Regions from separate parts of the Homo sapiens genome. Here region 2 is linked to region 1. The links are chromatin contacts, found by Hi-C or POLR2A ChIA-PET in ENCODE. All regions are on one chromosome and are shown on one strand. The core of a region is the stretch at or near the end of the contact, and the rest is flanking DNA. Distances in the headings are between cores, read along the strand shown.

Evidence for each region. A loop is a pair of places that touch in the nucleus more often than their neighbours do. ChIA-PET counts read pairs that join two places held with the same protein, here RNA polymerase II (POLR2A). Pooled maps may share reads with other maps.
Region 2: a loop to region 1 is called in a map of B cell, with 14 times the contacts of the local background. The contact joins the enhancer-like site here to the promoter of DPEP2 in region 1. A Hi-C loop is called at or near these places in 1 of 168 maps with a recorded cell type or tissue (B cell) and 1 of 50 pooled maps. POLR2A ChIA-PET finds 5 or more read pairs at or near these places in 3 of 52 experiments (OCI-LY7, activated CD8-positive, alpha-beta memory T cell and activated naive CD4-positive, alpha-beta T cell).

Annotation. Positions count from the first base shown.
Region 1 is chr16:67,997,506-68,001,122 of GRCh38, reverse strand. DPEP2 (dipeptidase 2) reads left to right here and starts at 1,639. Exons shown (of 11, transcript NM_022355.4): 1 at 1,639-1,748. RefSeq lists an enhancer at 2,700-3,216.
Region 2 is chr16:68,286,246-68,289,940 of GRCh38, reverse strand. SLC7A6 (solute carrier family 7 member 6) reads right to left here. Exons shown (of 11, transcript NM_003983.6): 4 at 2,070-2,195. Among named protein-coding and RNA genes, the nearest start is that of SLC7A6OS, 23 kb to the left of the region's middle. RefSeq lists enhancers at 279-328, 359-498 and a silencer at 3,281-3,575. Within about 2 kb of position 1,865, at least 22 of the 41 ENCODE cell types and tissues checked have a DNase peak (open chromatin) inside an H3K27ac peak, as active enhancers do; they include B cell and OCI-LY7, where a contact is called at or near this core.

The DNA.
Region 1 (3,617 bases), core at 390-2,889:
AAAAAAGGCCGGGCGCAGTGGCTCATGCCTGTAATCCCAGCACTTTCAGAGGCCAAGGCTGGTGGATCACCCGAGGTCAGGAGTTCGAGACAATCCAGCCTCATCAACATGGTGAAACCCCATCTCTACTAAAAAAAATACAAAAATTAGCCAGCCTGGTGGTGCATGCCTGTAATCCCACGTACTTGGGAGGCTGAGGCAGGAGAATCGCTTGAACCTGGAAGGTGGAGGTTGCAGTGAGCCGAGATCGTGCCCTCGCACTCCAAAAAAAAAAAAAAAAAGCACCCCAGGAATGTTGGACAGAGAGGCTGGCGGGGTAGGGGTTGGTTGGTAAGGCTTGAGCAGAAGGTTCTAGATGCATTCAGGAGATAAAGATGCATTTGGGGTTATTGCACTTCTCCTAGAAACATAAACATTGACTTCCTTTTGTGGAAGAAAAATGTTATGTTAGCTATTTGACGTTTCAGGAAGGGTGGCTTCAGCTTGGTGATTGGAGGATGTTTGTCTACAGTGGCCAGGCTGCTTTCTGGCTTGGAAGACTATTGTTTCTTGGGAATTGTCTGTATCAGACATCATGGGAGCAGATCCAGGGCGACATCAAAGGGAAGCATGAGTCTCCAGGACCAGAGGGGCTTGGATGCAGATGATCATCATCTGGGCACTGCTGGATACTGAGTAAGCCCCAGCTGCACCCCACCTCTGCGCTCTGAGCATGGGAGGCAGCCTGTGCAGCTATAACTCAGCCTGACTTTTTCCTTCCCTGCATACTCTTGAAATACACTGGAGATGAGTAGGGGCGAGTGAGCTGCACACCAGAATAAGTTTGGTCCTTGGAGCAAACTGTTTCTACTGCTGCCTCCTCTGCAGGTCTTGATTTATGCAAACACTGCATAGAAGAGGAAGTAGAGGGAAAAGCTGTTCACCCACCTACTCCTTCCTGGTAGCAAGATTTCCTATCCTGGCCTTGCCTCAACAGCCCTACCAATTGGAGGCTGAGGTTGTGCCAAGGCTCTATGGGGGGACGTAGCATCACTGAGGTGGCCAGATTTTGGAGGACAGGAAAGTTTGTGCTATTTGCTGAGACTGGAGAGGCTGGTGAGAGCAGACTCTCCATGAGTTGAAAGCCAAAGAAAGAAATTCGGTAGATTTCTGCAATGAGAAGCCACGGAAGAACTTCAGGCAGGAGGATGCATTGGATCTTGTTTTCGTTTTGTTAGAGATGGGGTCTCACTCTGTCGCCCAGGCTAGGGAGCAGTGGTGCCATCGTCTCTCACTGCAACCTTAAACTCCTGGGCTCAGGCGAACCTCCCACCTCAGCCTCGTAAGTACCTGGAACCACAGGCATGCACCACTTTTTTTTTTCCTTTTTCTTAGAGTTCTCATTATGTTGCCTAGACTGGTCTCAAACCTCCGGCTTCAAGAGATCCTCTCACCTCGACCTTCAAATTACTGGGATTACAGGCATGAGCCACCATGTCCTACCAGACTTTGTTAAAAGAGGAACAGGCCAGGCATCGTGGGCTCACATGAACACTCATGCCCCAGAAGTAAACAAGTGTTAGCCAACCAGGAGGCCTATCCTCCCCCTAACCTCACCCAAAGCCATCTCTGTGCCCTCCCCCTTGCAGGGGAAACAGCACACACTAGTGAAATCTTGTCTTAGTGTGTCCGGAATTGGTGGGTTCTTGGTCTCACTGAGTTCTAGAATGAAGCTGCAGACCCTCGCAGTGAGTGTTACAGCTCTTAAGGTAGCGCGTCTGGAGTTTGTTTCTTTTGATGTTTGGATGTTTGGAGTTTCTTCCTTCTGGTGGGTTTGTGGTCTTGTTGGCTCAGGAGTGAAGCTGCAGACCTTCGTGGTGAGTGTTACAGCTTTTAAGGCAGTGCGTCTGGAGTCGTTTGTTCCTCCCAGTGGGCTTGTGGTCTCGCTGGCTTCAGGAGTGAAGCTGCAGACCTTCGCGGTGAGTGTTAAAGCTCATAAAAGCAGCATGGACCCAAAGAGTGAACAGTAGCAAGATTTACTGCAAAGAGCAAAAGAACAAAGCTTCCACAGTGTGGAAGGGGACCAGAACAGGTAGCCACTGCGGGCTCAGGCAGCCTGCTTTTATTCTCTTATCTGGCCCCACCCACATCCTGCTGATTGGTAGAGCCGAGTGGTCTGTTTTGACAGGGTGCTGATTGGTGCGTTTACAATCCCTGAGCTAGACACAAAGGTTCTCCACGTCGCCACCAGATTAGCTAAATACAGAGTGTCGACACAAAGGTTCTCCAAGGCCCCACCAGAGCAGCTAGATACAGAGTGTCAGTTGGTGCATTCACAAACTCTGAGCTAGACACAGGGTGCTGATTGGTGTGTTTACAAACCTTGAGCTAGATACTGAGTGCCGACTGGTGTATTTACAATCCTGAGCTAGACGTAAAGATTGTCCACGTCCCCACCAGACTCAGGAGCACAACTGGCTTCACCCAGTGGATCCCGCACCAGGGATGCAGGTGGAGCTGCCTGCCAGTCCTGCGCCATGCGCCCGCACTCCTCAGCCCTGTGGTGGTCGATGGGACTGGGCGCTGTGGAGCAGGGGGCGGCGCTCACCGGGGAGGCTCCGGCCGCACAGGAGCCCATGGAGGGGGTGGGAGGCTCAGGCATGGAGGGCTGCAGGTCCCGAGCCCTGCCCCCCCGGGAAGGCAGCTAAGGCCCGGTGAGAAGTCGAGCGCAGCGCCTGTGAGCTGGCACTGCTGGGGGACCCAGTACATCCTCCGCAGCCACTGGCCCGGGTGCCAAGCCCCTCATTGCCCGGGGCCAGCAGGGCCCGCGGGCCGCTCCGAGTGCGGGCCCGCCAAGCCCACGCCCACCCGAAACTCCAGCTGGCCCGCAAGCGCCGCTCGCAGCCCCGGTTCCCACTCGCGCCTCTCCCTCCACACCTCCCTGCAAGCTGAGGGAGCTGGCTCTGGCCTTGGCCAGCCCAGAAAGGGGCTCCTACAGTGCAGCGGTGGGCTGAAGAGCTCTTCAAGTGCCGCCAAAGTGGGAGCCCAGGCAGAGGAGGCCCCGAGAGCGAGCGAGGGCTGTGAGGACTGGCAGCACGCTGTCACCTCTCATTAGGAGCTGCCAATATCAGTGGCACAGACCTGAGCACAGGGATAATTTGGGGTCAGAGGCTACAGTCTAAGTTAGCTAGATGCTGGCAGTGGGCAGAGTGGAAACAAGGCAGAGGCGGGGAAACTCAGGGCCTGACTCCAGAGCCGACCTTAAGTGTCACCGCTGATTCCTCCTTACTGTCTCCCACCAACCCTGCTTCAAAGCATCTCCAAATCCTGGGTTCAACTTCCAAACATGTCCCAGGAATGTCTCCTTCCTGTTCCCACTGCTTCTCCCCCTTACAGGCCCCTTCATTCCTTACCCCTCCTGATCTCCTGGCCTCCAGCCCATTCCCTACAGAAAAGCCATACCTATTTCTTCCATTTTAAAAAATGTGAGCTGGGCGCGGTGGCTCATGCCTGTAATCCTAGCACTTTGGGAGGCCAAGGTGAGTGGATCACGAGGTCGGGAGATCAAGACCATCCTGGCTAACACGGTGAAACCCCGTCTCTACTAAAAATACAAAAAATTAGCCGGGCGTGTTGGC
Region 2 (3,695 bases), core at 616-3,115, 290 kb before region 1:
ATTATACCTTCCTGTGAACTACCTCTCTTGGACCAGACTACTGCACAATTTGGTCAATGGGTTTATCAGCCTCATGGGAAGGACTCTATGCTGCTCTACTTGCGGTAGCTATGGTTGCATGGGGGAGATGACATGCTATAGAGGAACTGAGACCTTATCTTTCACTAGGCCTGAGCCACCCCCACCCTCCGGGGAGCCAGCCCAGCCTGTCATTCTCCTCAGAGGCCTCAGAGACTGCAGACACAAAAGCCCAGGGGACAGCACCCAGCTACCCAGATCAGAGACCCTCTGGACATACTGGGGTCTTTAACAAGACCCAGACTTCTAAGGAAGCCCATTGTCACACCCTGAAGAAAGCCTAGACCCAGCTCTCATGTGGTAAAAAGAGCTGGCTATGCAGCAAGAGAAGAGAAAATAGAGACCCCTGTCCTCAGGGGTGTCCATTCTCATACACAGCAGTGGTTCCCTAAGGAACAGATCTTCAGGGGAGGATTACTCAAAACCCAATTTGACCCCAGGATGCTCCTGAGCCTCCAGGGACATCCACATGGCTAGCTCTACTAACTTGATATAAGTACACAGGCTAGACCAGCAGTCTAAGAATCAACAAGGGCAATTCTTTTTTTCTTTTTCTTTTTCTGTTTTTTGAGACAGAGTTTCGTTCTTGTTGCCCAGGCTGGAGTGCAATGGCAAGATCTTGGCTCACTGCAACCTCTGCCTCCCAGTTTAAGGCGATTCTCCTGCCTCAGCCTCCCGAGTAGCTGGGATTAGAGGCACCCACCACCACCCCCGGCTAATTTTTTGTATTTTTAGTAGAGACAGGGTTTCTCCATGTTGGCCAGGCTGGTCTCAAACTCCTGACCTCAGGTGATCCATCTGCCTCAGCCTCCCGGCCTCCCAGAGTGCTGAGATTACAGGCATGAGCCACCGCGCCCAGCCCAACAAGGGCAATTCTTTTTTTTTTTTTTTTTTTGAGATGGAATCTTGCTCTGTCACCTAGGCTGGATGGAGGGCAGTGGCACAATCTCGGCTTACTGCAACTTCCGCCTCCTGTTTTCAAGCCATTCTCCTGCCTCAGCCTCCTAAGTAGCTGGGATTACAGGCGCGCACCACCATGCCCAGCCAATTTTTGTATTTTTAGTAGAGACAGGGTTTCTCTATGTTGGTCAGGCTGGTCTCGAATTCCTGACCTGCTGATTCGCCCACCTCAGCCTCCCAAAGTGTTAGGATTACAGGCGTGAGCCACCGTGCCGGGCCAAGGGCAATTCTTAAAAGCACAGCTTTTTAGACTCCACACCAACCAGAATGTGATCCAACAGATTTGAGATTAGGGTCTCAGCTCCCCGGGTGACTGTACACAGCCACATTTAGGGACTGATGACCTAGAGAACTGGGCTGTGAAATGATTGAGATATCTGTGGCTAAAGACACCTCAAGACCTCTCTAGGGCTCATGAGATCTTGGTAGGCCTGTTACCCTCACTGCCAGTCCTCTCTGATCCAGGAATGAAAAGCTTTCTAAAGCCAACATTTAGGAAAGACACTGCCAATTTCACAATATTTTAATATTTTTCTGAGAGCTGACTTGGGGAGGGATTGCTGAATACAAGTCCAGATGAAAAGTAAAGGCTGCAAAATAACCACCCATTTCCATACCCCACTTCCAGCTCCATATACCCTGCCACCTGTCTCAAGGAGGGCCCAGTCTTCCTACTTGTAGCTTGGCAGTCACAGACCACAAACAGGAGCCACTCTATCCCCACAGATTACTTTTATGACCCAATCATGACCCAAGCTTCAGGAGCTCCTAGGCCCTTGGCTGGCTTCCTGCAATGCTCCCAGCCTCCACCAAAGGAAACCAGCCCTGAGGGACAGGCTGACTCATGTCCACTTGGCCAAGCCAGCCTGGCCCAAAAAGCCCAGAAAGAAATCTACTCCCATCTCTTGCACTCACTGACACATGCTAGCATGTACATAGAAACAGCCGAGCAGTGAAGCTAACAGAGTCGCCATGTTCTCCTCAGGGAATCCAGAGGAACTGTTGGTGGTACCCCCCTTCCCACCACTTACCCTGGCACAGTTTAACAAGGCCCATGACAATGATGGCAATGAGCGCTACGACCTTGGCGTAAGTGAACGTGTCCTGCACACGTGTGCCCCACTTGACATAGGCACAGTTCACAAATGTCAGCAGACCTAGGAGGAAAACCACAAAGTCACTGGCAGGCTTGAGTTGAGGGCACAGGGGCCCAACCCCTCTTTACAGAGAGCACTCTTTCTGCCCTTCCTGCCTAAGGCAAAGGGGCCAATGGACCAGTCAGAACAAGGCGAACTGGCAAGCGAGGGGACACCCTGCACCCGCCCCAGCTGACAGCACACAGGCACTTCCATCACTACTGGTGCTCAAGGATATGAAGGCATGCGTGAACACATACTTATACATCCTGATGGCTAGCACCATTTCTGGGAATTCCCCCCAGGCCCAGGGATGGGTGATTTCACCTACTCTTTCCCACCCAGACTCCCAAGGTTCCAAACCACAGGAGACACAAGACCTCTTCATGGCCAAAAGAAACTCATCAGTAAGTGAGGTAAATTTGAATGCAGATGGCAGGTTACCTAAGAAATTAGAGAGACAGTGTTTTGCATTAAGTGTAAAAATGAGGCCAGGTGCAGTGGCTCACACCTGTAATCCCAGCACTTTGGGAAACTGAGGCAGATGGATCATGTGAGCCCAGGAGTTAGAGACCAGCCTGGGCAACATGGAGAAACCCTGTCCCTACAAAAAATACAAAAATTAGCTGGGCGTGGTGGTGCACACCTGTAGTCCCAGCTACTCAGGAGGCTGAGGAGGGAGGGTCGCTTGAGCCTAGGAGGTTGAGGCAGCAGTGAGCCGTGCACTCCAGCCTGATGACAGAGTAAGACCTCGTCTCAAAAAAAAAAAAAAAAGGAGAAAAAGAAAAGTCTGTTATATGCCTGACAATTTCACATACACCTCTCCATCAATTCTCACGACTCCAAAATACAGATATTCCTATTCCCATTTTATGGATGAGGAAACTGAGGTGAGAGAAGCTAACTACCATTTCTAAGTTCACATTCCCAAGCCCACTGATCGCTTCCACCCTCATTCCTACCCATACCTCCCAATTCTCAATGAAGTCCATGGAGAAGCGCACCCACTCGAGTACTCCCTAGGCTCACGTGGCTTTAAGTTCTAGCTCCTCACACACTTCAGTGACATCTGGGCCCTGTGCTGAGAGCCCCGGCACTTTGCTCCTGCTAAACAATGACTGATCCATGGGGACGACATAAGAGCAATATCCAGCAGGAAGGAACGCAGTGACATCTGTGAGTACTGCCTCTAGCATACAAAAACAGAACTTTTATGTGCACCTCAAATCTTACTACAAAATCTTTTGGGCCCATCCTCTAGGCCAACTCCACTTACTCCTACCCACTTTGCACTCTCTCCTTCAGCCAGACTCTCTCTCTTACTCGTACCGTACACACACATAAAAAGAAATGTCCTCCCCTCCTCTTCCTGCCATAGCCAACAGCAACTCCCAGTCAAGGTCTAGTTCAGCCCCCACTTCCTCTTCCTCTGTAAAACCTTCTCTGAATACACCACCCCACCCCTCTCTGAGCTCTTTCTCTCCTGAACCACATGGCATTCCTGCTTCTTAGCACAGGTTA